Linked DNA regions of Homo sapiens: region 1 is linked to region 2. A link is a loop called in an ENCODE intact Hi-C map of the cell type or tissue named here. Cell type or tissue: heart right ventricle. All regions are shown on one strand. Each heading gives the region's core, and the rest is flanking DNA. Links, peaks and the distances in the headings are about the cores only. Region 1 overlaps MCTP2 (multiple C2 and transmembrane domain containing 2). Region 2 overlaps MCTP2 (multiple C2 and transmembrane domain containing 2).

The links. Hi-C counts contacts between places; a loop is a spot of excess contacts. Peaks named below come from ENCODE experiments on the same cell type or tissue, not always from the same donor. Only the 100,000 strongest peaks of a DNase experiment are listed, where the experiment ranks them.
Region 1: it touches region 2 in a loop (2.7-fold over the local background); 8 of 110 quality-filtered maps call a loop at or near these places.

What each region holds. Positions count from the first base shown.
Region 1 is chr15:94,292,501-94,307,375 of GRCh38, forward strand. MCTP2 (multiple C2 and transmembrane domain containing 2) reads left to right here. Exons shown (of 23, transcript NM_001385001.1): 2 at 5,701-6,230. The coding sequence starts at 5,766. Among named protein-coding and RNA genes, the nearest start is that of MCTP2, 68 kb to the left of the region's middle. In heart right ventricle, for the core only: no CTCF peak of the experiment used is centred there; a DNase peak (open chromatin) is centred at 8,329; H3K27me3 peaks cover 823 bases.
Region 2 is chr15:94,243,396-94,259,191 of GRCh38, forward strand. The region is part of intron 1 of MCTP2 (multiple C2 and transmembrane domain containing 2); the gene reads left to right. Among named protein-coding and RNA genes, the nearest start is that of MCTP2, 20 kb to the left of the region's middle. In heart right ventricle, for the core only: no CTCF peak of the experiment used is centred there; no DNase peak of the experiment used is centred there; H3K27me3 peaks cover 666 bases.

The DNA of each region.
Region 1 (14,875 bases), core at 3,765-11,764, 48 kb after region 2:
ATGAAAAGCCATTTACAATAGCTTCAACAAAAATGAAATACAAATCAACCTAATAAAACATGTACTGGGTATGTGAGCTAAAACTGGAGAATGCTGATGAAAGAAATGAAGGAAGACCTAGATAAATGAAGAGACCTGCCATGTGCTTGTATTGGAGACTAAACATAGTAAATATGTCAGCACTCTCCAAACTGCTCTATTTATTGAAAACAATACCAATCAAAATGTTGCAGTATCTTTTTAATCGAGAGTAACTCATTCTAAAATTTATATAGAAATACAAAAATCTGGAATAGCTAAACAAATTTGGAGAGGTCACACTACCCAATTAAAAGACTATCATCCTTCAGCAATCAAAATGGTATTGGAATAGTTACATAGATCAATGGAAAGGAATAATGAGTCAAGGTTATCTACTACACAGATGTAGCAGAGATTTTTGATGAAAGTACAAGAGCAATTCAGTGGAGATATTACAGTCTTTTAAAACAATGACATTGGAAAAAATTATTCACATGTAAAAAATGAACCTTAAACTAAATATAACACTATACAAAAGTTAAATAAATTATAAATCTAAATATAAAATGTAAAACTATATTACTATTAGAAAACATGGGAGAAAACCTTTGTTAATTGGGATTAGACAAGGAGTTCTTACACATGACACCAAAAGTATATAACATAAAATTTTAAAAAATGGCTTGTTAGACTATATCAAAATTAAAAACTTTTACTGTGCAAAAGGCACTACTAAGAATGAGAAGACAAGCTACAAAGTAGGGGAAATATTTGTGAACTCTGTGTTCAACAAAGGACTAATACCCAAAATATTTAAAGAACTCTCATAACTCAACAATAAGAAAACCCAATTTCTAAAAATTGTGTAAAAGTCTTGAATAGACAGCTTATCAAAGTAGATAAAAAGACAGGAAATGCATAGAAAGGTTTTCAACATCACACGTTATTAGGAAAATGAAAATTAAAAACCCAGATGTTGATAATACTGGGTTTTTCAGTATTATCAACTGAAAGGACTTGGCCCCAGAGGGCCGGCCTTACTCCAGGCCACGGTCTTCCTACACCTCGGTGCCCAGCAGTCTGTCCACTGCAGGGATCTTTCCCAAGAGCAGCAGTAGCTCATACACATACCTATTAGAATGGCTATGCACATACCTATTAGAATGGCTAAAATTAAAAGTCCTGATGGTACTAAGTCCTCAGTAGGATATAGACAACTGGAATTCTCATAATTGTTGGCGGGAATGCAAATTGGTCTGTTAAAGTCTGGCAAAGAGTTATCAGGTTCTTTATAAAGTTAAACATTCATTTATCATATGACCCAGCAATCTCACTCTTTGGCATTTATCCCAGAGAAATGAGAACATATATTCGTACACAAAAAACCTGTACACAAATGATTATAGCAACTTTATTTGTAAGAATTCCAAATTGGAAACAACCCAAATGTCCTTCAAGGGGTAAATAGATTAATTGTGGTACATCCACACAATAGACTACTACTGTCAGCAACAAAAAGTTCAACTACTGACATGTGCAGCAACTGGATGAATCTCAAAGGTAACGTGCTGAGTGAAAGAAGCCTGTCTCTAAAAGTTATATACTGTGTGATTCCGTTTAGAAAACATTCCCCGAAAGACAAAATGATAGTGATAGAGAATAGAACGGTGGTTTGCAGAGGAAGGAAGTGGGGGCCTGGGAGCGCGTGATCCTTTGGGGATAGACAGACCCCTCTGTGTCCCGATTGTGATGGTGTAAACACAAATCTGTAAATGTGTTAACATTATAGAACTGTGCACCAAAAGTGAGAAAAAAGCCAATTTTGTTTTAGAATGATTTCAAAAATAAAGTTGAAAAAGTCATTTCTTAACAAAACAAAGATGGTGAAACTGGTGGTTCCAGTGTCCAGGGGTTAGGTATATCCCTGCTTTCTACTTGAATTTCTCTTGAATATATTATAATGTACCAGTAATACGTGCATTCCTACCAGCTTCACCCCCTCAAATAAAGGAGACTGACTCCTGGCACAGGACAGTGTAGTGCATGGAGAAGATAAACATTTTTCCACTTAGACACATTCTTTAGAGATGCAACTTTGTTTACAGCAACTCCTTTTCTCATTTTCTTGGAGATGTTTTTGGTTTGCTTAGATACACAGATTACAAACCTCTTCATTTCATAAGAGGCTGATTCCCATTCCCAGTCTCCCTTCCAAATAGGAGATTTCCCTCAAAGGGGAATGTAAGCCTCTCCCCTAGGATTCCTAAGCTTTGATCTGCACAGTAACACCAGGGAGATTGGTTGGAAGGCAGATTCTTGGGACTCACGTTCATCTCCTGTGGTGGAGCCCAGGACTGTCTACTTTTATTTATATTTATTTATTTTGAAACTTTTTTCTCTTTATTTTTCTTTTCTTTTCCTTTTTTTTTTTTTTTTTTTTTTTTTTTTGAGACAGTCTTACTCCATCACCCAGGCTGGAGTGCAGTGGCGCAATCTCAGCTCACTGCAACCTCCGCCTCCTCGGTTCAAGCAATTCTTGTGCCTCAGCCTCTCAGTTCCTGGCATTACAGGTATGAACCACCATACCTGGCTAATTATTTATATTTTTAGTAGAGATGGGATTCTGCCATGTTGGCCAGGCTGGTCTCGAACTCCTGACCTCAAGCCATCCACCCGCCTTGGCCTCCCAAAGTGCTGGGATTACAGGTATGAGCCACCACACCTGGCCGGGACTGGGTATTTTTAAAGACACAATCTTGATGAGTCTCTTTGGGGTGCTGTAGGGAACCTCTTTGAGAAATTCTATAGAGCCAGGAATTTAAACTTGTAATATATCTGTCTGTCTGTCTCCATCTCGATAGCTCTCATTACTTGTGTTGAAACACATATGGCTCCACCTAACTGTTTTAAGCATTGTACAGTATCCCACTGTGTGAGCGCATCTGAAGCTGCTCCCACAGAAACCACAGTGCTGCTTCTCTGGGCTATGTTCAGGTATACTTTATTTCACACATGTGCTGAGTCTTCAGCAGCAGCCGCTGCATGACATATGGGTCATTCCCAAACTTCAATCTCATTATTTTTGCTGAGAAGGTACTGGCCACCTTCTCCATTTTTATGTTTTCCATATATATTACTTTCTTTACAACGGACTTTTCAGTTATTTAAATATTTTTTCTTTCAGCTTTAGATTTTTAGTTCATCAAAATGTTTCTTCTGTCAAAAATTCTATCTGTACAAAAAAATAGCTGGGCATGGTGGCGTGTGTCTGTAGTCCCAGCTATTTGGGAGGCTGAACTGGGAGGGTCGCTTGAGCCCAGGAGTTCGAGGCCGCAGTGAGCTGTGATCGTGCCATTGCACTCCAGCCTGGGCAACTGGAGTGAGACCCTGACTCAAAAAAAAAAAAAATTCTGTCTGGTTGTAATTAGTGTGGAATTTGTATAAATTCTTTTTCTCAGATGTCTCAATTGCATTGTTTTAATTTCCACATACATGATACATTTTTTCAAGACTCTGCTCTGTGTCCTGAGTTTCTCATAGTACCTGTCACATTGTGGGTCCTCTGGTTGTATTAGCTGGTTTGACACTTCCCATTTCTTACAGATTCCTCCCAGGTCTCCATAGAGTGCTACCCTACTCTCCTTCATTAAATGCTAATTGAAGGAAAATATTGCTATATGAAAATAGAAGCAATGCCTTTTATCGTATTTGCAAGTCAAGTTATGAGATGTGAATTGAATGTACTTGCGTATTGCTAACGTGAAATTCAAGTTTCTGTTTAGGATAACGTTTTTAAAAGCTGCAAAAAAAGTTGTAAACTATTTTAAACATTTAAAGCCAAAATGACCCAATACAAAGTAATTGAAACAATTTTAAAAGTCGCTAACATTGTATTAAACATTTACTCCATACCTAGCACTGTTCTAGATACCAAAGCACTTTCTGTGTATTAGTCCATTCAGTCCTCACCGCAGCCTCCCGAGGTACTTACTGTTAAACTCATCTGTAACATGGGAATAACAGTGAGACACAGAACTCTTACATAACTTGATTAAGATATCCAAACAAGAAATGATGAGAATAATGATAGAGACACCTTTCTGTGTCTGAGCACTTTAAAGCATCAGACACTGTGCTTTCTACTTTGTGTCATCGTATCTGTAAACTAGGTAATCTCGTCCCCACTGGGTGGGTGAGGCAATGGAGGCTTAGTGAAGTGACTTGCACCTGGTCCTACCTCTAAGTAGAACAGAGTAAATCAGAATTGTAACCCATGGAGTCTGTTTTGAGAGGCCAAGCTCTTAATCTTTACATTGTCTGCAGAAGATACCAAGTTCATCCTGGGAGAAGCTCTTGTCATGCGCTGGTCATTAGGCAAGGGCTATAGAGACAAAGTCCTGACTTTTAGCAGGCAAATGGCTGCACACACCCTGATCTCTGGCTCTCTGGACCATTCTTCACAATGATAAACTGTCCTCTCCTTGAAGGAGCTGGGGTGGGGCACAACAGCCAGGGTCCTTGATTTTAGAAAATGTGATTTGTGGAAGCTCTTGGCCTCTTTTGGCCTCAGCCAAATGTGGCAAAATACAAACAGGCCAGGTCTCAGTGTCTGCCCATCCTGTTCTTTTTCATACTGAAAGGATTTATTATGAGGCATGTGACACATAAAATAAGGGTTATTTCTGCAAATTTGATTTTGATTTGATCCGTGATGAGTTCAACCTGTTATATCCCAAATCACCACTTTCCTCCACAGCATTTACCCTACTCTGTAATTACGTATTTACTGTATGTGTGAAGCATCCTTATCCCTCATAACCAACTGCTAGTGAGCCACACTTTCATTCACATTCTCAGGCTACATCTCAGAAGCTTGCTTTGTTTAAGGGCTTCATTATGGGAATTTTGTCATTTCTTCTGAATAAGAACAAAACTCACATTTTTATAAATGTGTTTTGCTCTAATCACCTGTATGTGAATATAAATTTGAAAGATACTAGATGGAATCCTAGTCGATAGGGCCATGTTTTTGTTCTTGAAAACGTACACTTAATTCTGGGAAGGAAGTTGACATGGTTAAAGCAGGGATCAGCAAGCCACAGTCTGCTGGGTTTGCAAAGTTTTATTACAACACAGCCACATTCTTTCATTTAGGTATTCTGTCTGTCTCCTTTGATGTCGCACAGCAGAGTTGAGTAGTAGCGACAGACACCATCTGGCCCACCAAGTCTAAAATATTTAATAACTGGCCCTGCACTGAGACTGTTTGTTGACCTCCGGTTTAGAGAAGTAGAAAGTCCCCACCCCTTGATCATACTGAAGAACAGCTGCTGTTGGTGTTCTCGTGAATGTCTTTAGCTCCGCTTCCTCTGGGAAGGAAATAAGACAGTTATCTCTTCATGAAGCATTTTTTTTTTTTGGTGCCAACCTTATCATCTCATTCTTCGTTTTAATGTTTCTACAGTTGCTCTGATAAAATTCTTTTAAAAAGTTCTTTAAAAATGCTTTCCCCAATATTTATACAAGTTACCAATCAAATGTTGCAGTCTTAATCATTTATTGGAAACTGTAAGATTTTTGAGTCGTGTTTCTCACTTTGATGTGCCTTACTGCCACCAAGAAGGTTCATGTTTTTTTTTTTTGTTTGTTTGTTTTTTGTTGTTTTTTTCTGTTTTATAGGAGTCATTGCAGTTTTCAGTAGAGGTGTACTTCTGAGAAGTGGCTTCTTGGGTCTTCATGCAGCCATGGATCTGGATAAACCATCTGTTTGGGGCTCATTAAAACAGCGGACCAGGCCATTGTTGATCAACTTGAGCAAGAAGAAGGTGAAAAAGAACCCAAGTAAGCCCCCAGATCTACGGGCAAGGCATCACTTGGACCGCCGTCTCAGCCTCTCTGTGCCTGATCTCCTGGAGGCTGAGGCCTTGGCCCCAGAGGGCCGGCCTTACTCCGGGCCACAGTCTTCCTACACCTCGGTGCCCAGCAGTCTGTCCACTGCAGGGATCTTTCCCAAGAGCAGCAGTAGCTCCTTGAAACAGTCTGAAGAAGAATTGGATTGGAGCCAGGAAGAAGCCAGTCACCTCCATGTGGTGGAAACAGACTCAGAGGAGGCCTATGCCTCTCCTGCTGAGCGGAGACGGGTGTCCAGCAACGGCATCTTTGATCTTCAGAAAACTTCCCTTGGAGGGGATGCACCAGAAGAGCCAGAGGTGAGAATAGGGCTGGGCTCTCTTTTTTTTTGTCTCTCTCTCTCTCTCTCTTTCCCTCTCTTTCTCCCTCTCTCCCCATCTCCCTCTCTCTTCCCCCCTCCCCCTCCCTCTCTCTTCCCCCCTCCCCCTCCCTCTCTCTCTCCCCCTCCCCCCTCTTTCTCTCTCTCTCCCTCCCTCTCCCTCCCTCCCTCTCCCTCTTTCCCTCTCCCTCTCTCCCTCTCTCCCTCTCTCCCTCTCTCCCTCTCCCTCTCCCTCTCCCTCTCTCCCTCTCCCTCTCTCCCTCTCTCCCTCCCTCTCTCCCTCCCCCTCCCCCTTCCCCTTCCCCTCCCTTTGGAAAATTTGGTTAGGAGTTATTTTCGTGGTTAGCTCAGATGGGGAGAATGTTGTTTACAAGAATTTAAATTAATGCAGTATTGATTGCACCCAGTGTTCCCATTAGTTTTAGGGTTGACCTCTGTGTGTTTTAAAGCTATTACAAATAACTCTTCCAGAATACTTTAGGACATTAAAAGCCATATTGGATGAATTCTCTTTTATCTGTCTCCTGGCAAAGAAATTAAGTACCTAACTTTTCCTGGAATTTTTTTTTAAGTGTATGTTTGTGTCTCTCACTACACCATTGCCCAGTCATACCTGTAGAAAAACCATGCATATTATTACTCCTAAGAAGCATATGAATGTATGTCCCCCTTTGACTGCCTTAGGATTTGAACTTCCTTCTATTTTATACCTGTGTGTGCACTCGCCTGTGAACAAGCATTCTTTTAAAAAGTTAACAAAACTTTAGTATTTCAATACAATTAATTAACCAAATATAATGATGACACAAATATTTTATTTCAAGGGTGAATATAATTTAAATTCAGTCCCCAGGTTACCAAATCATGATTTAAGTGACTGATGTAATTAGTTGTCTTTAAAAAGTCTTTCGTTACTGACACTGAAGTAGGTTTCCATGTTGAAGTAAGGGGTTAATTTTTCTGTGTTCCAGGTTAGTGTTACAATTGCCTAGAAAACTGGTTGTTTAACTTGGATTTTTAGTTTCACTTTTAGAAACAAAACTCATTGCTTATTCCATGTATCAGGGTTTCACCAGGGAAGGGATCATGGATGTTTGGAGGATATCATGGCCATATTCGTTAGCAAGCATTACTATATTAAGACACCATTACCCATAAATGACTTTAACTATTTTTTTATTTGGCATTACGTTTTATAAAACCCATTTTGTAAACCTTTTTTGACTTTTTAGTTATTTATGAATTTGAAATACATGTTTCTTTTAAACAAAATGCAAATGAAGTAGATTATTAAATCAGGTCAGTATAAGGAAGGTAACCTGTTGAATTATATAATAAAGTTAATCTTCGTCTTTTTTTTTCCTGACCAGAAAATAAAAGTGGGCTTCTTGGCTTTGATATACTAACATTTTCATACTCAGAAGGAATTTTTTTGAAGCGACTGCTGTTAAACCATTTAGAACTTTTATTGTCATGGCCGGGCACGGTGGCTCATTCCTGTAATCCCAGTACTTTGGGAGACCGAGGTGGGTGGAGATCACGAGGTCAGGAGATTGAGACCATCCTAGCTAACACGGTGAAACCCCATCTCTACTAAAAATACAAAAAAATTAGCCGGGCGTGGTGGCGGGCACCTGTAGTCCCAGCTACTTGGGAGGCTGAGGCAGGAGAATGGCATGAACGCGGGAGGTAGAACCTGCAGTGAGCTAAGATCGCGCCACTGCACTCCAGCCTGGGTGACAGAGTGAGACTCTGTCTCAAAAAAAAAAAAAAAGAACTTTTATTGTCTTTGTTGATTAAACAGAAATATTTGAATGCTACTCTAGGCCAGGCAGTGTGAAAGTTGCTATTGGAAATAGAGATGGGTAAGAAAGTGCCTCTGCCCTCCAACTGTGATTTTTTGGGAGATCTTACAAGCAGAGCATAAGAGGCTACTGGATATCAGAGCTGTTGTTGCAAAATGTTTCAGCCTGGTCTCCTGGCAGCTCACTGGAAGGAGGGGATCAGTGTGTGGAAAATGAGGGCATGTTATCTGTGAAGCAGTGTCCAAGTTGGCACAGAGGATAGTGTGCTTGCCAGGTGAGGAAAGCTGGTGATCACAGCCTGAAGTGTGGATGGGTGCTGTTGGGGGTGATGAGTGTTTTGCTCTACCTGGATTGGAGGCACTGGGAGCTTTGTGGTGTGATGTGTGTCTGGAAGGGTGTGGGCTGGTCCATGATAGTAGATGTGGGGTTGTTGGGTTGGCTATTTTATCTTCTCCAGGCTAAATGCAGAAAGCTTAGAATAGGCAGATTCCTTCCAGAATAGGTTATTCTGGATCATTTGGTTTTTCCCTTTTAACGCAACCATTTTTTTAACCTTTGTTCTCAAAAATGAATCCTTTGCTCCTCTTTTTCTGACCTAGAAAGTACAAAACAAAGACCAAGACTGATTCTACCGTTCAGGGTTGAGGTTCTCTCTACTTGAGTGCCGTTGCTTTGCTGGGTGGCATGCTTGCAGAGGACGGAGGGACGGGAGTGCGGCTGATCAGACCCCTAGGATCCCTTGCAGTCTAGTTCTGCCCACCCAGCTCCCTCCTCACCGGCTCCTCCCCTCAGTCCTGCCTGTTTGAGTTGGGCCTGTCCCACTACCCAGTCTGAGTTCCAAAACTGAAGAACCTGGAGTCTGATGTTTAAGGCCCTGTCCCACTACCAGTTTATCACATGGTACAGAAGAGGGGCTTCCTTACTTATCTTCTCCACTAGGCTGTGTTGATTTGGAGGATTGGCATGGCTGGGGAGACACCTTTGTCTTTGTTTTCTAAGCGTCTAGCTTCATGCCTTGCGCATAGCACATAACGTATGCTCAGCTGATATTTGTTTAATACAAAAACGATGATAGCAACGTGTGCATTCAGGTTACTTGGGTATTTGTGTTTTTCCTGTGAGTTTTCTTTAGTTTATGATTTAATTAAAATCATCTGTGGTTTTTGAAAAAATACTCAATTTTATTTTATATGATAATTGAAATTAGAGGTTTAGGCAGGTGTAAACTTTTTGGCTGAAATTTGATATTGATTTTAACTCTGAATTTATCATTTCTGCTTTTTTTTTTTTTTTTAAACAAAGGGAATTCCTGCAGAATTCATGTCACCTGAGAGTTTGGGAATTGGTTCCTCTGTGTTTTAGATATGGCTTATCTGTTTCTTCCTAGTTAATAGCTGGTGGCTTTCTATACCTTGTGTGGAATGAGGAAGAAATGAAGAAGAAGGAAGGAGTTGGCATGTGGCAAGCCTGGTGTACAGCAAGGACAATCAGATTTTTGTCCAGTGTTCTCAGTTTAACTTACTTTGTTTTTAGCTTTCCAGAGGGGTCAGGCAAGGAGTGAGCATCTGTGGCCTGAGGGATCCCTAGGGGTTTGCCTCTTCTGTTGTGTACCAGCGCTTCTCTGGTGCCAGTTGAGATAAGTGGGGAGATTACTCTGAGCAGGGTGGTCAGGAAAGGCTTGAAGAGAACTCCTTTTGAGAATTAGTAAGACTCAGATAGGCAGAGAGTAAGCCTGTGGCAGTGGGACAGGACCCCAAATATCAGCAATGCCTGAATTCTGCAGTCACCTCCAGGCCCACCAGCATCAGCAAAGAAAGTGAAATGTTAGTCTACTGTTATGGGGAATTGGAATGATGGGGCAAAAGAGGAAAGTAAGCATGAGGGGCAAGGAAGAAGGAATGTGAAAAACAGGACAGGCAGAGCCTAAAATATTGCAAATGCCAAATCCAGCTGTAAAACCAAAAGGTGAGAACATACGCTTAGAAGAAAGGATACATCCGTGGAAGAGGATTTAGCCAGACTCTCTCTTGAGCTCCAGATCCACACCCTACTGGATGTCTCATAGGAACCTGGTTTCGACTTGTTTTGACAGAATTCAGTCTCCCTGAAGAACCACCTCAAACATAGACCATGATTTCTTGGCAGTATCACCATTATTCACCTAGTTGTTCAAGCCAAACATCTGTGAATAATGGTAGTCTCTTACTTTCCCTGCTTTTCATGTTTGTGGGGTCTTTTGTCGTCTCACATGTTTCCTCCTCTCTTACCTATCATATTAGTCCATTTTCATGCTACTGATAGACATAACGAGACGGGGCAAATTACAAAAGAAAGACGTTTAATATGGACGACTTACAGTTCCACATGGCTGGGGAGGCCTCACAATCATGGCAGAAGGCAAGGAGGAGCAAGTCATGTCTTACATGGATGGCAGCCAGCAAAGGGAGAGAGCATGGACAAGGAAACTCCCTGTATTAGGGTTCTCTAGAGGGGCAGAACTAATGGAATATATATATATAGTTTATATATATATAGTTTATATAGTTTATATATATATATAGTTTATATATATAGTTTATATATATATATATATAGTTCTGTCTAGAGGGACAGAACTAATGGAATATATATATATATGTTTATTAAATATTATCTCACATGATCACACGGTCCCACAATAGGCCATCTACAGGCTGAGGAGCAAGCAGTCCAGGTTCCAAAACTGAAGAATTTGGATTCGGATGTTTGAGGGCAGGAAGCATCCAGCATGGGAGAAAGGTGTAGGCTGGGAGGCTAGGCCAGTCTGTTTTCACATTTTTCTGCCTGCTTATATTCTAGCCACACTGGCAGCTGATTAGATGATGCCCACCCAGATTAAGGGTGGGTCTGCCTTTCCCAGCCCACTGACTCAAATGTTAATCTCTTTTAGCAACACCCTCACAGACACACCCAGGATCAATATTTTATATCCTTCGGTCTAATCAAGTTGACATTCAGTATTAACTATCACACTCCCAGTCATAAAACCATCAGATCTCATGAGACCCATTCACTGTCACGAGAACAGCATGGGAAAGAGTTGCCCCGTGGTTCAGTCATCTCCCATGGGTCCCTCCTACAACATGTGGGAATTATGGGAGCTACAAGATGAGATTTGGGTGGGGACACGGAGCAAACTTACTTCATATTCATTCTGTTCTACTGAAATCCTTCCCATACTTCAAGGCCTAGTGGAAACCTTCCTTCTCTGTGGTGCTTTTTCCAACTCTGTGGTGAGTATAATCAGCCTGCCTTCATTTTCATAGCATGTCACTTTTACTCTGACTGAGCACTAACCTCAGTCTGTTCTCTGGAGAAATCTGTAGAGAGAAGAAGGGATTACAACAGGAAGAGGAGGTAGAAAGGGGAAGACAAATTGGTCCTGGGCAAGGGCATCACTGAGTAAGTTCTTGAGAAAGTCGGCATGCTCTAAGACATGTACTAACTGTCCAGTGGTCATCTAGCTCAGAGGACTGACTCATGATAACCAGATGGTCACAAGTCTGAGCTACAAATGACAATCACAACTAATTTGCCATGAGAATTAAATACTTTGAAGACTCTAGGCCAGATGTGGTGGCTCATGCCTGTAATCCCAGCACTTTGGGAGGCTAACATGGGTGGATCACTTGAGGTCAGAAGGTCAAGACCAGCCTTGCCAACGTGGTAAAATCCTGTCTCTACTAAAAATATAAAAATTAGCTAGGCATGGTGGCACATGCCTGTGGTCCCAGCTACTGAGGAGGCTGAGGCGTGAGAATCGCTTGAACCCAGGAGGCAGAGGTTGCAGTGGGCTGTGATTGTGCCCATGCACTCCAGCAAGGGTGACAGGGCAAGATTCCATCTCAAAAAAAATAATAAAAATTAAAGACTCTAATGTTCTTTTGATGTAAACAGCTCATTCTTCATTTTTGTCAAATCACACAGAAAGTCAAATCATAATCAATGTCTACTTCATTAACCTGTTAGGAGAAATTATTATCTCAGGGCCTGGAAACACTTGAAATGCATTTCCTCCCCACAGTCAGCCTTTAGGAGAAGTCACATGAGAATCAGGAAAATTGGTGCAGGGATTGGCACACTGCAGGGAGAATGCATGGGCTCCATGCTGAATGGCATTTCATACACCATCCATCTCACAATGGGTACTGAGCCACAAATTAGAACTTGACATACTCACACTTTGTCTACTAGGGCCACCTTTATCCATCTCTGTGAGCCCACTTAGTCCAGGAAGCCTGGATTTTAAAGTCCCTCCTTCTGAACAAGTCCAAACTTTTATTGAGGCTTCCTGGCGTGACCTCTCCCTTTTTCTGATTGACACATTATTTCATTAATTGTATGTTATCACTTCATTAATTGTAAGGCTGATATCTTATCATGGTGGCCTGGCATCCATATTGTGTCCTTTAGGTGACTTTGTATGTCTGGGTGCTGACGGATAAAGAGTCATTGCTTGGATTGAATTGTGTCCCCCAGACCAAGTTCTTATGTTGAATCTCTAACCTTTACATGACTGTATTGAAGATATGGCCTTTAGGAGGTGATTAAGGATAAGTGAGGTCAGAAGCATGGAGCCCTGATCCAATGGAACTGGTGTCCTTATACAAGAGAAAGAGACACCAGAGGTCTCTCATTCCCCACCATGTGAGGACACAGTGAGAATGGAGTCATCTGCAAGGCAGGAAGTGGGTTTCTGTTGTTTAAGCCACCTAGTAAGTGGTATTTTGTTATAGTCGCCTGAGCTGACTAACTCTGTGATCTTAACAGTTTTAGCCTCGGAGGACGATCTCATTGCTTGTGGCCAAGACTTGTGGCTAAAGAGGAGGTAAGAGCACCATAGTCTACTGCCACATACCAATACCTCCACACACATACACACACATGCGGATATATATATATATGTATGGGAGTGTATATATATACCTTTTTATAGGTGTGTGTGTATACACACATAGCTGTTTAGAAGTCAGTCTCTCTTGTTAGAGTATAAGCTCTTGAAGAGTAGAAATGTCATTTTTCTTCTTCTCCCGGCCTTTCTGCAAACCTTGCTTATATGATATGCATGTATATTGATTCATATTATCACTGCAGTTGACTTTCCAGCCACTGCCAAAGGCTTGGAAAGCCATAAGAAATTTAGTTGTGTTGGGGAAGGGTGATACATGGAGGCGCTACGTGGGTAGGGCCCTAAAGAAAGGAGTTTCTAAGCATCAGATGAAATGTGAAGAAGCTAAAGTTAAGGGAACTCGGAGGGAGAGGAGCTTATTTTTTTATTTTTTTCTTCTTATCTAGTTTTTTTCTCCTCATTTTCTCCTCTAGTCAGCACTCTCCCAGTACTTACTTTACAAGACGCTTTTAACATGCATTGTAAAATCAGCTAAGTATTTAGAAAATGCATACGGTCTATTCTGGTTCTTGCCGTAGGTATTGATGGTGAAATTGGGATTAGACACAGACACTGAAAAAAATGACCAGCAATACCAACCAGTCTCTACTCAGTGCTAGATAACCAGTTGAGATGAATGGGGAGGTTATTCTGAGCAGGGTGGTCAGGAAAGGCTTGAAGAGAACTCCTTTTGAGAATTAGTAAGACTTAGATAGGCAGAGAGTAATACAGATTAGTTAAGTTTGTCTGTGGGGCTAGAAAAATATGAAGGTCTTAGCCCAGTACCTGCCAGCCACAAGCACCTAACAAGTGCTTACTGCCATGATTTTGGTTGTATTCATTAGTGTTTATAATTATTTTTAACATTGCTTATTTTTCAGAATGACATGGAGGTTTGGAGAATTTTAGTGACTTGCTTAATGTCATCCAGCTAGTAAGTGTCAGAGACAGGATCTAACTCCAGGATTGTCTGAATCCTGGGACTGTGCGCAGAACTGTGGGTATAACATGAGTTTGGAAGTACAATTCTGCAAATGGGAGAGCTCAGATCTGGAGATAAAAAAAGTTGATCACAAAAGGAAGACATTTATTTTTCTGTGTCCACTGTGTCCTTTTAAACACAAGGATAATTATCAAGATTGAATGGGCTCATTGTCATGGTCAATAACTAATAATTATGAAAGAAAGGATCATTCCCCCTTTCCCATAATCCATGAAATTCCACAATGGGGTATGTCCTTCCCTGACATTTCATTTGGCAGTTGGAGTTGTGAATAACTAGCTTTGGCATGCACTTACGTGGGTGAGTTGAGTGATTTAGAGAAGTTCCCCATTGAGATATTTCCAGAAATGGCTTGGCAACTGCATAGCTTCAGGTTAGTGATCACAGAGAAGTAGAGTGAGAAACCACAGAGGAGAGGAAACGACCTCCAGGTTGCAAAATTAAACAAGTGCGTCAGTTTCTCTACACTTCAATGACGTCATTTTTACTATTTTTGTGTGATCTCGAAAGTCGTACCTCAATATGTGATGGTGTGTCAGAGAGGCAGGTGTGTCAGCTACATCCCAGGGTCCATCATGGGCTCAGTCTCGCTGTTCTTCTTCCTTCCCTTCGCACCTGTTGAACGCCTGCTTTGTGCTGATGCAGATCCAGACACTAGGGACAGAGTAGTCAACAAAATAGAAAAAAGTCACCTTCCTCATGGAGTTTCCACTAGGAAAGGTGGCAAGCTATAGATATAATCAGAACATAAAGTGTCATGGAGAGAAAGAAAGCAGAGTAGGTGCTGGGGGGGAGGTGTTATCATTTTGTACAGAGTGGTCAGGAAGGACCTCTTCCGAGAAGATAACCTTCACACAAAGATATGGAGGAGGTGAGGAAGTGGGTTGTGT
Region 2 (15,796 bases), core at 4,391-12,390:
TGCGTATGTACATACATACGTATGCGTATATGCGTATGTACATACATACGTATGCGTACATGCGTATGCGTATATGCGTATGTACACACATACGTATGCGTACATATGTATGCGTATATGCGTATGTACACACATACGTATGCGTGCATACGTATGCGTATATGCGTATGTACATACATACGTATGCGTATATTTGTATATGTATGTATACACGCATATGTGTATATACGCATATGCGTATATACATATATATGTATACACATATGCGTATATATACACATATATGTATACACATACATATGCGTATATACACATATATGTATACACATACATATGTGTATACATATATGTATACACATGCATATGTGTATATATTTATGAACATATATATGTATATACACATATGCGTATATACATATATGTATACACATATGTATATATTTATGTACACATATATGTATACACATACATATGTGTATATATTTATGTACACATATATGTATACACATACATATGTGTATATATTTACACATATGTGTACACATACATATATGTGTATATATTTACACACACATATGTATACACATACATATGTGTATATATTTATGCACACATATGTATACACATACGTATGTGTATATATTGCACACATATGTATACACATACATATGTGTATATATTTATGCACACATATGTATACACATACATATGTGTATATGTTTATATACACATGTATACACATGCATATGTGTATATGTTTATATACACGTGTATACACATACGTATGTGTATATGTTTATATACACGTGTATACACATACATATGTGTATATATTTATATACACGTGTATACACATATGTGTATATATTTATATACACACATATATACACATACATATGTGTATATATTTATATACACATATGTATACACATGTATATATACACGTATACGTATACACATACATATGTATATATACGTATATGTATACACATAAATATGTATATTTATATTCGTATATGTATACACATACATATGCACCTATGTTTATATACGTATATGTATACACATACATATGCACCTATGTTTATATACGTATATGTATACACATACATATGCACCTATATTTATATTCGTATATGTATACACATACATATGCACCTATGTTTATATACGTATATGTATACACATACATATGCACCTATGTTTATATACGTATATGTATACACATACATATGCACCTATGTTTATAAACGTATATGTATACACATACATATCCACCTATGTTTATATACGTATATGTATACACATACATATGCACCTATGTTTATATTCGTATATGTATACACATACATATGCACCTATGTTTATATTCGTATATGTATACACATACATATGCACGTATGTTTATATACGTATATGTATACACATATGCACCTATGTTTATATACGTATATGTATACACATACATATGCACCTATGTTTATATACGTATATGTATACACATACATATGCACCTATGTTTATATACGTATATGTATACACATACATATGCACCTGTTTATATACGTATATGTATACACATACATATGCACCTGTTTATATACGTATATGTATACACATACATATGCACCTATGTTTATATACGTATATGTATACACATACATATGTACCTGTTTACGTATATGTATACACATACATATGTACCTATGTTTATATATGTATATGTATACACATGTGTATATATTTATACACACATGTTTGTATATTTATACACATGTATAGATTTATACACACATATGTATGTATATATTTATACATATGTGTATATATACATATGTATGTATATATACACATATGTATATATACATATGTGTATATACGTATATACACATATGTATATATTTATATACATATATGTACATATATTTACATACATATGTGTAGATATTTACATACATATGTATATATATTTACATACATATGTATATGTATTTATATACATGTGTGTATATATTTATATACATGTGTGTATATATTTATATATACACATATATGTATATGTATTTATATACATATATGTATATATACATACATGTATGTATTTATATATGTATACATATATGTATATATTTATATACATACATGTATATATTTATATATGTATACATATATGTATATATACGTATATGTACATATACGTATATAGACATATACATATGTACATGTATATATACATATACTTATACATATACATATGTATATGTAAATGTGTATATACATATGTATGTGTATACATATATAAATATATGTGTGTGTGTGTGTATATATATATATATATATCTATATAGACAAAAGAGTACCTTTGAAGGCTTTGGAAGGTGAAACCTAGTCAATGGCTTCATTGGAGCACATACCTACATTTCTGATTGCTCCCCCCCCAGCCAAAAATATTGATCAGCTATGATTTCACGTTTAAACAGGGCAATAGAGAAAATGGAAATGTTTTCTAGTTTCAAAAAACTTGTCTCCCTGGAGTGTCAAGCTTCATCTTCATGAAAAGATTATTAGTGGTAACCTCTTCGGAGCAGAGAGGATTTTAAAGGCAGATGAGGTCTGTGTAGGCTGAGAGTGGGGAGGAAAAATGTGACTTGAGTCTGGAAGAATGGGAGGGACTGGCAAAGGCTTGGGGAGAGGTCGTCACTTTTATCTCTGTTCCTCTCACATTGTGTAGCCTCTTGGAACTTTGCTGAAGGACCCTTTGCAATGCTACACATATTAGGAATGGACACTGAAACCGTCACCTACAGGAAATGAGGTGTCAGAGACTGAAGGACAGGTGGCTTAAAGGTCAAGTATTTGGAGCTGAGCCAATGGTCCTGAATCTCAGCTCTACTATGTAGTAATTGTGTGTCACTGGGAAAGTTACTTAAGCTTTCTGTGCCTCAGTTTATTCGTCAGTGAATGAGTCGTCTAATAGTACCTACCTTATAGAGTTATGAGGATTATAGGATAGTATTTCTAAAGTGCTTAGTACCTGATACCTGAAGCACCATAGCCTCCCCTTAAGGAGTAGCTGCAGTGGCTGATGCTCTTGTTGTTTGGAAATATTGATGGTGGAGAGACTCATTTAACTTTAATGCCATATAATGTGTCATGTTTACCTCCCTTAATAGAACCTAATAATTGCTTCATATTTAAAAACTCATTTGCAGTATTTTAGCTCAGTGGGAAGATTGATTTGGATGTTTTTAATCATTCTAAGCCTTTGTTCTAGCCGAGGCTCTATGAAATGGGTTGCAAAATCCACAGACTGAGAAATGATAGAAAACTAGGGAAAGTTCATTTGGGAATTATCAATTTAAGCTGTCACATGATAATGTCCACTTCATTGCGCTGACACTGGCATTGATGGAATCCAAGTGGTGGAGAAAAATCGATTTAACCTTTTTAAAAGATGATGGTTTTAATATTGATAAGTGTTCTTTACCTTTTCATTTGAGAGATGCTACTGTAATGGAATGCCTTATAAATACTAATGAGTGCTGACTGCCATCTTTGATAGTAACTCCTTTGAGTATTTTAAGACAAACTCCCATGATCTGGGCAAATGTCATGTTAATGCATCCCAGACAGGTTGAGAAATATATTCATTAAATCATGCTTCACATGAGTGTAGGAAGAGTTTATTAATTTATATTTAAAAACCTTTGTAGATTCACAGGCCAAAAAAGGGCTTAGGAGGTGTGTGCGTGTGTGTGCGCGTGAGTGCATGTGATTCCTTTTAATTCATCTGTGGCAGCTTTTTCTCCTTTGATTGAGACATTTGGATCAGTTCAGAGGGCATTGGATGCACATCAGTCAGCTCCTCATGAGTGCTTCCTGGGTGCCTCACCTGCTGCCCTTTCTTAGTCCCCAACATGCTGGGGAATTCCAGCTGTCTCCAGGATCCTCAGGATTGTAAAGGATTTCTGCCTATTAAGATCCAAATGTTAATGGAAAGAGGGGACAGAGAGCTGGGCTTTAGGATCCATGCCAGTTCTAGGATCCTTCAATTCTTGGTTGATAGTGTCTGAGATCACTTATGTGGGCCTTACTCTGTTGTGGAGTTCAGGGGCTTCATTGTCAACCTGTTGATGGTGATTTTGTAGAGATGTTAAGAGGAGTGGGTCATTTCATTACGAAATGATTGGGAAAAACCAGATGGGATGTCCAAGCAGATAAAACGGGCGCATCCTCACCATAGTTTACTCCCTGACCTTCAATCAGTAAGACTGATGATCATTACTAATTTAATGCCTCTGTAAAAAGCTGCCCTGTACCTTATCATAGAGCAATAAATATGTATTACACAACATGTTTTTCCAAAAAGCTTAACAGTTATGAAGCTCTTTAGGTTGATGAACTCCACTAGTCTCTAGGCAGGCTTGGATTTCTAGTAAATATTCAGTCATGATGTTAATAAAACGAATCCTCTTCTGAATTCATTCATTTGTTTGTTCCATCAAAACTTATCTGTAATGTGCCAGGTATTGATGTGGACTGGGAAAATCCAGTCTCTTCCCCTCAGGGCACTTACAGTATTGCAGGGTGGTATTGAGGAGTAGATTAGGAGATTAAGTAAATAAACTAACAAGATAATGTTGGATCCTTAGGGCCATCAAGAATGTGAGGTGTGATGAGATTATGACATGGAGGTACTGCTTCACACTAGAAGGTCAGGATTAGAGTTAGGCTTGGGGTAGAACTTGTTAAGGAGGTGATTCCTGATGTGGGACCTGAAAGAGCCAGGTTTTTGATCTGTGCAAAGGTCACATTATGTAACTAATAACAGCCTTGAATAAGGAAACAAAATCCCTACACTTGCACCCCAAGTGTTTGATGCACCCATTTTCTCCTTATGCGAGGTTTCTAGTGTTATACTTCACACAGGCATTACCCTTCCACCAAGTAGAACTGAACCATCTCGAAATAATGGGCCTCTTCCAGGCAAGGACGTGACTGTGGCTCAGTAGATCCTACCTTTCTTCACACAAACCAAGTTGGCTGAACTTTGCTCCCAATGAGAGCTCCTTCTGTGTTTACTTTCCAATTACATTGGCCAGTCAGGTAAGCCTAGAGCTTTGGCCAGGCTTGCTTTAACTTTCCTTTGACGCTTAAAATATGTTCTTTCGCTTGTTGCTTTTAGCTCTCTGTAAATGCCACACTGTCCTGTCATTCTCAGGCTGTCAAGATTCTGCCCGCTTGTGTCAAGATACTTATTGGAAATTAGAGCTTCCTCTACTTTAAGTCTAAATCTTTTCAACACTGGATTTTTATATGATTTACGAAATTTGAATTGTTTGGTGAACAATGAGCCAAAACAGACAGTGAGGCTTTGCAAAGGTGCAAGTGTCTTAATCAAGAACCCTTCCTGCTCAGTCCGTGGAAACTTACCCAGTGGTGTAAACCCTGCCACGGTGGCTTACACAGGTTCTCTGTGCTTTTTGTTGATTAACTCAATATGGAACAGTATGCTTTGGGTCCTGAGAGTCAGAAGGAATGGTAATACAGAATTATACCTTTATAGAAAAGCAGAAATTTACTAAATTAAATGTTAAACTCGAGCTTAAATGCTATTGAAGCGCTTGTGTTGTGCAGATAGATGCCTGTACTGATTGTTCTCTCTCTGGAGCTTCTGTTCTGTGCAGAGATGACAAACATGATAATATTTTATTACACATAAGTAGGAGTTAAGAATCTGGGATAGATATCTGTCTTGATTTTCCGTAATATGCCTGTACCATGTGAAGTGGTTTCATTTATTTTACATAGCCCTGTGTTATTTAGAATATTCTAAAACTATATGTGGACTTTCCTGTATTGGCTGTTGAATAAGAACTAATTAGCTGTGCCATATCTGGAGTTAGCATGGCCTCTTGAATTGTCTTAAAGAAAGTTGTAGGATATTTCTGGTCCTTCTATAGGATCTATGGTTCTGATATTTGTGCTGAGATGGAGATGGTAATACCAGCCTAGAGCCATTGCTCCCCTTTCCAAAGCCCAAGGCAGATGTTCAAGTGAATGACATCATATTTCCCACTGAGTCTCAGAATCTTTTTTTTTTTTTTTGAGACGGAGTCTCACTCTGTCACCCAGGCTGGAGTGCAGTGGCGCGATCTCAGCTCACTGCAACCTCCGCCTCCTGGGTTCACGCCATTCTCCTGCCTCAGCCTCTTGAGTAGCTGGGACTACAGGCACCCGCCACCACGCCCAGCTAATTTTTTGTATTTTTAGTAGAGACGGGGTTTCACTGTGTTAGCCAGTATGGTCTCGATCTCCTGACCTCGTGATCCACCCACCTCAGCCTCCCAAAGTGCTGGGATTACAGGCATGAGCCACCGTGCCTGGCCAGAATCTTTTTTTTAATAACAGCTCTTCAGGTAGCTGTCATGAGTTGATCTGAGCTGGTCACCAGAAACCTAGTTGTCATCCAAGACTGTTTTTGATTAAACTTTTTCTTTCTGTTGTCTGAAAGCACACATACAAAATGTCACTGCAAACATTACTTTTATTTTTACATTCGCTTATTACAAAACATTATGTCAATAGTAAAAGAAAAAAAAAGCACATATTATCTGCCTTTGGAAAAAATCAGCCATCAGTGATTTTTTCATTTTTTTTTTCCCCAACTTAAGCCATACTTGTACATCACTTCACAGAGCCATAAACATAGTTTTGGTAGAATTTTGTAGTTTGTGTTTTTCACTTAAAATTATACCATAAATTATTTTCCAGGTGACTACATAGCATTGGAGAATTCATTTTTAATGGCTGCATTAGTGAAAATGAGTGGCTCGTATTTCTGTTCCTGGTGTATGTGTGTATCTAAAAATATATCACTTAATATGCATTCTGTGCTACATTTCCTAGGCTTGTAGAACATTTATAGTTTGTAGTAACTCAGTTGTCACCTTGTGCAAACTGTGCAAGAGATTCTATCCTTCACTTGTGCTGATGGAGTAATTTAAAATTTCATGTCGTGAGCACGTATTGAGGATTACTATAGAAGCCTATGAACACTGGATTTTTGTATGGATTTTCTCTAATATACTCTAAATCTAAAAACACATTAAGGCAAAGCACCTGGCTCCTCAAAGAGCTAACACCATGAAATTACCTAGAAAACAAAATTTAGCTAAATGAATTTATACCTTACTACAGGGACTGAGAGTTATCTATTTTTTTCTATTAGCTGAACAGCAGTCTTTATCTCTGTTATATGAAATGACATGAGCTGTGCAAGGTGAAGTCACTCAGAGAACAATCATAACATTAAGAGAAATGTGGCCTGAAAGAATACATTTTGATTTTTATGCTACTTATAGAGTTCAGTGTGATGGAGCTAGGAAAATTGACAGCAGAGCCCAACAATTTTAGTACAGAATTTATCTGCTCTGGGAAAAAGCTGTCTTCATTGTGTTATGAAATGTGAATTGGTGTTGGGTATTTATAGAGTGAGAGGCAGCAGAAAATGTCCTCATAGTCAAGTTTAAGAAAATGTCTTATCTAAATGAGAAGCAATACATTGATATCTATACTGACATAAGTAGCATGACTATGGAAGATGATTAGATAAGAGTGGCCCTTGGTTGACTTCATGACTTCTGTTTGATTGGCAGTGTATAAAATGTAGTAATTTCACATAAACATTTGGGCTGAGAGCATCTCTTGAAAGATCTGAGTGTGAGGCGAGTCAGGCTGCATTCCTGCAGAGCTGCCGTAGCCACAGTGAGGACAGGACCCATGGTCACCTGGGATTTTGACCCTGACAAATAAATATATCTTTTTACTTTACCGAATTCATCTCCTTAAAATGTGTCAGTTTCTAGACCTGTACATTCATTCCAACTTGGCTTAAAATTAATAAATTTTGTCATTTTTATGTTTTCTTAATCATCCTAAAATACACATAACCTAATACGCATTTTGTTTTTTTTTTTTGAGACGGAGTTTCGCTCTTGTTGCCCAGGCTGGAGTGCAGTGGCGCGATCTCAGCTCACTGCAACCTCCACCTCCCGGGTTCAAGCAATTCTCCTGCCTCGGCCTCCTGAGTAGCTAGGATTACAGGTGCCCGCCACCACGCCTGGCTAATTTTTGTATTTTTAGTAGAGACGGGGTTTCTCCATGTCAGTCAGGCTGGTGTCGAACTCCCGACGTCGGGTGATCCACCTGCCTCGGCCTCCCAAAGTGCTGGGATTATAGGCGTGAGCCACCACACCTGGCTGCAATGATCATTTTTAAGTATACAGTTCAGTGACGTTATGTTTATATTGTTGCACAACTGTCACCTCCATCCGTCTCCTGAACTCTTCATTTTGTGTAACTGAAACTGTGTCCATTAAACACTGTTTCCTCATTGTCCTCTCCCTCTGCCCCTGACAGCCATCATTCTACTTTCTGTCTCCACGAATTTGACTACTTTAAGTAGCTCCCATAAGAGGACTCCTATAGTATTTGTCCATTTGTGACTGGCTTATTTCCCGTAGCATAATGTCCTCAAGGTTCATCCACGTCCTAGCAATTGCCAGAATTTCCTTCTTCTTAAAGGCTGAATAATAATATGTTGTATGTATTTATCGCATTTTGTTCATTCGTAGACACTTGAATTGCTTCTTTTGCCTATTGCAAATAGTGCTGCTAGGAACATCGGTGTACAATTATTTAAGTCCCTGCTTTCGTTTCTTTTGGGCAGATACCCAGAAGTGGAATTGCTAGATTATGTGATGATTCTATGGTTATTTTCTTGAAGAACTGCTACATCATTTTTCCATAGCGGCTGTACCATTTTACATTTCCACCAACAGCACACTAGGGTTCCAATCTCTCTAGAGTCTTGCCAACACTTGCCATTTTCTGTTTTGTTGTTGTTGATAGCCATTCTAGTGAGTTTAAAGTGTGTCTCATAATTTCCATGTACATTTCCCTAAGAATTAGTGATATTGAGTATAACGTTTTTACAGAGCTTACTACAGTTGTAAGACATGACCTTTTGAATTGTCATTGTAAGAAAATTACCTGGCAGATCAAAAGATCTGGATTCTAGTAATGTCTCCATCTTTAATTAGCCATTTGACCTTCAATTCTGTTTGACAACAGTTAATTAGGCTGTGCTGTGGTAAGTGCTGATCCCCTCATGAGGTGACACAGAGTGGAGAAAAATAAACCACAAATTTTTTATTCATGCCTCTGGTTTACAGATTTTTTTTTTTTTGGTCTCAAAGTAAAAACAAGGTATCACAGCTTAAACTTTTCTAATTCTAAAGTTTGTAATCTGTCACCTAAACTTATAAGTGTAACTTAGATTCTCTTCAGACCTAGGTAGGGTTACCAGCCATCAAAATAAGACATGAAAAGTATGATATAAGGGAAACAGGTAATTTTGAAATTTTTGGAGGATCTGTGGTTAATATCTGAACCTTATTTACAATTTCTACTTATTTATAAATTTGATTAAAAATTAGCATATCTTAATTAAATGTTGTTTATTTTATCTTATCTCTTGTCATACCTTGCTTTTCTGGCTTCCCAGCTCATTACAGCCTGGCTTCTGTGTCCCCGAGGTGTCTGCTGCCCTCCCAGTAACCAAACAAGTTGGGGGCACCTCTGCTTCCCTCAGCTGACTTTTCTGCAACATTTGCAATTGTTGCTTACTCCTTGAAACTTCCTCTCTCTTTCCTCTGTGCTGCCACTAAAAGTTAATTATTCCTGTGGTTCAGCACCCAGCCTTGTTTGCTTTTCACTTTACACACTTGTTTGAGGAGAGACGGTTCCTGTCTTCCACATTTCCATCTCAGATTTTGCTCTGAACTCCCACCTTGAATATCCAGTTAGACTATATAGTGTGTCTCAACTTTGATAACTTATCAGTCTTCCACCTTACCTTCTGTAAATGGCTCTTGCTCCTCTTTCCCTGTGTTAATTGGTGGTTCCACCATATTACCTCTGGCCTATCTAGGCAACTTAAACACCTGCTGCTGCCTGCTCCCTATTCCTCTCCAACACATATAATCAGCAAATTACAAAATTCAGCTTCTCAGTCCCTTCATTGTCATTCTAGTTACATTTTTTTGTGGTCTAGCCTTTATCACACTGGATTAATGCATCAACTAGGTACTGCATTAGCATCTCATTCTTAACACCTCCTAGATCACACAACACTGTTGGAATTGCTTTGCTATCTGCTTCTCCTACTGTACTCTGAGTGCCTCAGGAGAATAAATGGGGTGTGTATTTTATTCCTTGAGCTAATGCCTAGGGGAACTAAAGGATACTGTAATAGTCTCTCTCTTAAAGTCTCTCTTTTTTTTTTTAATGCACAAAATGTAAGTTTCACATCGTTGCATGTGACAGACCTAATTCTACTGCAGTATCACACAAGTGTAACCATTAAACTCCAGAGACTGAAACAGTTTTCTCATCAGCTTAAAAAAAAAAATCTGGTGGTAGTATAGCTCAATGGTGGGTTGAAACACATCTGCTTTTTACATGATCCTTGATGCTCCAGAGCACACTGTTTACTTTCACTTTCAATGACTCTAATTTCAAATGGTATAGATCAAGGTTGCACATATGTGTACATAGAGGATGAGACTGTGGTGGGTGACATGTTAGAAAGCTGTGAATACCTCGATATTTGATTGGCAACAGCAAATGTTTTCGTCATAGCATTGGAATATTCTTGATTGCTTCTGTTTATTATTGCTTCTTATTTCCTAGCATATTTGAATTGCATCACTTTCTGATCAGCCTTTGTAATTTTCTTTACCATTTCCCATTGTGATGCACTAATAATTATTATACAGTGTCTCTTCAGGTTTTTAAATTCTTATTTTAGAATGATGACTGCTTTGCCCAGAGTAGAGATTTGGTGATCCCAGTTACGTAGGGATGGCAATCTAGCCTAAGGTATAAGCACAGATGTTGTGGTCAGAGAGAACCTGGTTCGAATCCTGGCACTAATACATACTGGCTGACAAGTTGCTTCATGTTTATAACCCTTGATTTCTTCTTACATAGGATTGGTATTTTTACTCAGCTCTGTTAACATTTGTGAGGAATTAGAAAACTCATGGACAAGAAGACAGTGCCTGCACTTAGTCACTGCCAAACAAAGGGCCACTATTTATATCCCTAAATTATCCACTTCATTTGGAAATATCACAAATGTGGCCACTGGTTTGATTTTTTTGCAGCAATTCATATGTGGATGAAATTGAGCTCAGTGCAACTCAGCTATCTAACGCTTAAGAAGACACACATTTTATATTCTGATAAATACTGAGTTGGAGACATACTTGCTGTGAATGAATGAATAAATGAATTTAAATTTTATACTTGTCCTTATGAGAGTAAGCATTAATTTGTCATTGATTACAACCTTAAATGATTGATGAGTACTTAGAAACTAATGACTTCGCAAAAGAGAATTTCCAAACTGTCAATTTGCTTAGAATTTAAACAATGTCATTGTATTATTCCTCTAAAGCTTGAAGTTTTCAGATGTGTTTCTTTTTATCTGGCATTTTATTAAAAGATGTGTTACGCATGGGAAAGGTCAATGAATGTGACACAGGGCTTGGCAAAGCTGGGATTTATGGAGACACAATTTTTTAGAAGTTTTCTATTGGAAGATCAGACCTGTTCTTCTTCCTTTTCCTAAAGACAAACTTTAGGAGATAACATCAATTAATAATTTTGAGAAATAGTCCTTAACACTTTGATCATATAACTATACCCCAATTAGTTTATGAGATGACCCATCTAATTGGGGCATAAATGATTTCAAATACATCTTTAGGGAAGATGGCTAAGTTTCCAACTTGATCTAACAGGTGCTTTAGAGACCTAATATAGAAAGAGTTTAGATTGATTATAGAAGGAATATAATGTAGAATGGAAGATCTCTTTAGTTTTCGTAGTGTTTCTAGTATCAAATCTAGAGAGAGGGTTTTATTCTGTGTAAATGAGATCTATGATATTAGCAACCATTTAGATATAGATGGCTAGATTATTAACTTTTTAGCAGTTTGACTTTCGTCATAGCACTTATGACTGACATAAGTATTTTAATAATTAATTTTATGCATACTTGCCTTTCTTGAGTAGTGATAAATCCTATTTACATAAAGACCTCTAAAAACATGCCTGTAGGCCAAGGAAGGGACGTTGCATCTCGTGAAGAATCCTGGGATATTTGGTAGGAGAGAGTGGAGGAGGGCTTTGGGCTTATGCTGAGTGGCATTAAGGGTGGACCAGCAGAAGCCGTGGTCAACTCTGTACTGAGTGCTATTCTGAAGCCGAGGCAGTTTCACAATTGAGTATCCTAGTGATCTTTGCTCAGGAAGCAGGGGAAATGAAGTAGAGCTAGGAAAGTTGGTAGGAATGAAAGAAATCATTCAACAGTAGGGAGTTATTACATTGTTTAGCAACTATGGAATGCTCTTAGGAAAATTTTTTTTGTTGACTTTACAGTTGTACTTACTTCTGTTAATGAAGCACAATCTGATTTTTAGCAGGGATGACTTTTATTTACTCAGATGTCGCATAAAAACTTTTGTCTTTTCCTCACAGCTCCATTTTGGTGCTCAGAATTTTCTTGACATCTGTAGGCTGAAAATCCCAAATGCAAAAACCTGAACTACAAAATGTTGCAAAATCCAAAAGCTTTTGAGTGCAGACATAATGACACAGGTGGAAAATTCCACACCTGACCCTGTGTGATGGGTCACAGTCAAAATGCAGCCGAAACTTTGTTTCATGTGCAAAATTATTGAAATATTGTATAAAATTACCTTTAGGCTATGTATATAAGGTGTGTATGAAACATTAATTTAGTGTTTAGACTTGGGTCCTGTCCCCAAGACATCTCATTATGTATATGCAAATGTTCCAAAATCTACAAAAATCTGAAATCAGAAATACTCTGGTCCCAAGCATTTTGAATAAGGGATACTCAACCTGTAGTAGGAATAAAATATACCACCCTCCTCCCCATGTCTGTTGGATGAATAACAACTTTTATTGATGATATACTAAACTTTGTCCTTAAGCTGTTCTCCTACAAAATATGGGACTCCTTTCAGATAGCCAGTCTCAGTACATAGCTGCAAAACTTTGCATGATGTTGTTTAAATTGAGAGGCTATTTTGATGTCATGAGTGAGTATCAGGAAGGCAGACCATCACAAGAATTGGGTCTTTTCTGTGAGCAAGAGACTTAGAGAAGTAAGGGACCTTTCTGAAAAGAAGCACAACTTGCCCATGTTCCTCTTTCCTGAGTGGACCCAACAGGCAGTGGTTAATGTGAGATACGGTGTATAGTTTTGTATTTCCAGCAATGCTGAAATCTGAATAACCAGGAAGCTAAAAATGAAGAAACAAATCATAAATCAAAGAACCTTTGATACTTCTCCTTCCTTCCACTGGTCTTCTTCCTTGGACTCGTCCTGCGTGGAACATATTCCACACAGCAGACACTATGATCCTTTGAAAATCCATGACAAATCAAATCAATCAATCCTCTGACCAACCTTCACCTCCTCTCCTCCCTGACTTCCCAATTCACTTAAAATAAAACCTCAAGTCTTTGCTGGCCCTCATCCCTTCTCTGACATCATCTTATTCTGTCACTGATAGATCAGGCAGATCTGGCTCTGTTGACCTCTTTGCTGTTAGAAGCAAGGAACATGTTCTGGCTTTGGGGCTTTGCATGGATCCATTCCTATTTTTGGAATCCTCTTTCTCAAATAGTGTTTCTCATTCTTGTCACTTAAGTCTCTGCTCACATGCTCCCTCATCCTCTGTGGGATGGCTTCATCCCTCTTCAAACATATATATCCTCATGGGAACACTAGCTTCCCAAAGGCAGGACCCTTGTCTGATTTGACCACTGAGTTGATGAATTTGTAAGAAGCCAAGTCAGGCTTTGAAAGCAGATTCCTAGCATCCATTGAAAGGAGGAATTTTGAGGGTAGATGCTAGATTAGACAAAATTCAACCTTATCTCCCATATATTTTGCGTGTGGTAACAGTGGTGTATGTTCCCTACAATGCCCTGGTAGCATTACAAAGAAAAATTGTTTGGGCTTTTTCAGAACTATCACATTTTAAAAATATTTGTTGTCATTTTCTTTGTTGTTTTTTTTTTTTTTTTTTTTTTTTTTTTTTTTTTTGAGACGGAGTCTTGCTCTGTCACCCAGGCTGGAGTGCAGCGGCATGATCTCGGCCCAATGCAGTCTCTGCCTCCTAGGTTCGAGCGATTCTCCTGCCTCAGCTTCCTGAGTAGCTGGGATTACAGGTGTGTGCCACCATGCCCAGCTAATTTTTGTATTTTTAGTAGAGACGGGGTTTTACCATGTTGGCCAGGCTGGTCTTGAACTCTTAACCTTGTGATCTGCCCTCCTCGGCCTCCCAAAGTGTCAGGATTACAGGCGTGAGCCACCGTGCCTGGCCCATTTTCTTTTTTAAGATGGAATCATGCTCTGCCGCCCAGGCTGGGGTGCAGTGGTGCGATCTTCTCAGGGCTCACTGCAACCTCCATCTCCTGAGTTCAAGCAATTCTCTTGTGTCAGCCTCCTGAGTACAGCACCTGCCACCATGTCATTTTTTTTTTTTTTTTTTTTTAGTAGAGATGAGGTTTTACCATGTAGGCCAGGCTGGTCTCGAACCCCTGACCTCAAGTAACCTGCCTGTCTCGTCCTCCCAAAGTGCTGGGATTACAGGTGTGAGCCACTGTGCCTGGCCACATATTGAACATTTATGTGCTCAAATCCCAGGAGGGTTTCTAATTCCTTGGTTACTTAATAATGTCACAACTAAATGAATGCTTCAGTTATCCAGATTTCTCTAAGCCCAGGTTATGGTAAACAGATTTATTTCTATATTGTGAGTTTGAATTTCTTTTCTAATTATGAGTGACTCCTCTCTCAAAGGACATGCAAATCTTTTTATCCTGCCTCTGCCCCATCACCTGGGTCCACAAAAAAGCATCTGTGTCTACTTCTGAAAATGCAAATTATTTGAATGTGCCAGAGTAAGTAAAAAGGAAGTGGTGCATGCATGGTGTAGTTTGTAAATGTAAGAGTGACTTGAGACAGATGAGATCCTTTATTGAAATTAATAGTTAATGAATTTTCCCAAGAGAAACACCATTTAGTAGAGGTGACAATGGTAGTTACCGAAAACCCTATTTAAATCACGCTTGCCTTAAAAAACTAAAAACCAAAAAACCAAAAAAATCTTGTCTATTTCATCTTGTCTGGTTTGCATTATGTTCATTACCTGATTCTTCTTTCTAAAAGGAGAGATACAGTTCTGAAAATAGTTATTGCCTAAAGGGAGAAAACAAATTCTTTTCCTGGTATTGCAGTTTTGTTATTTGTTTTCCAACAGGTTAAAGGATTTAATTATTCAGATGCTCTAGAACTGTTCTCTGCATATTCTTTTGATCATACGCCCTATCAAGCAGGTACTTTTTGAGCAGACACACCCAATATATAAGTTTACATATTTACTTATAAATTATGTACATGTACTATGGTGCTGATAATATATATACATTATTCAGCATACACTAAAATAGAGATTAAAAGAACACATTAAGTCAGTGTGAATGGAAGTTCCAATATTTTCTTCCTACACTCTGTGGCTATGCTGGACTCTCCCTGGGCCATGCTCACTCAGTTCACTCTGGGGACCCCCTTCACCCCACCCAGCCTAGTCCAGGTCATGGGATTGCAGGACCTGAATAAAAACACACC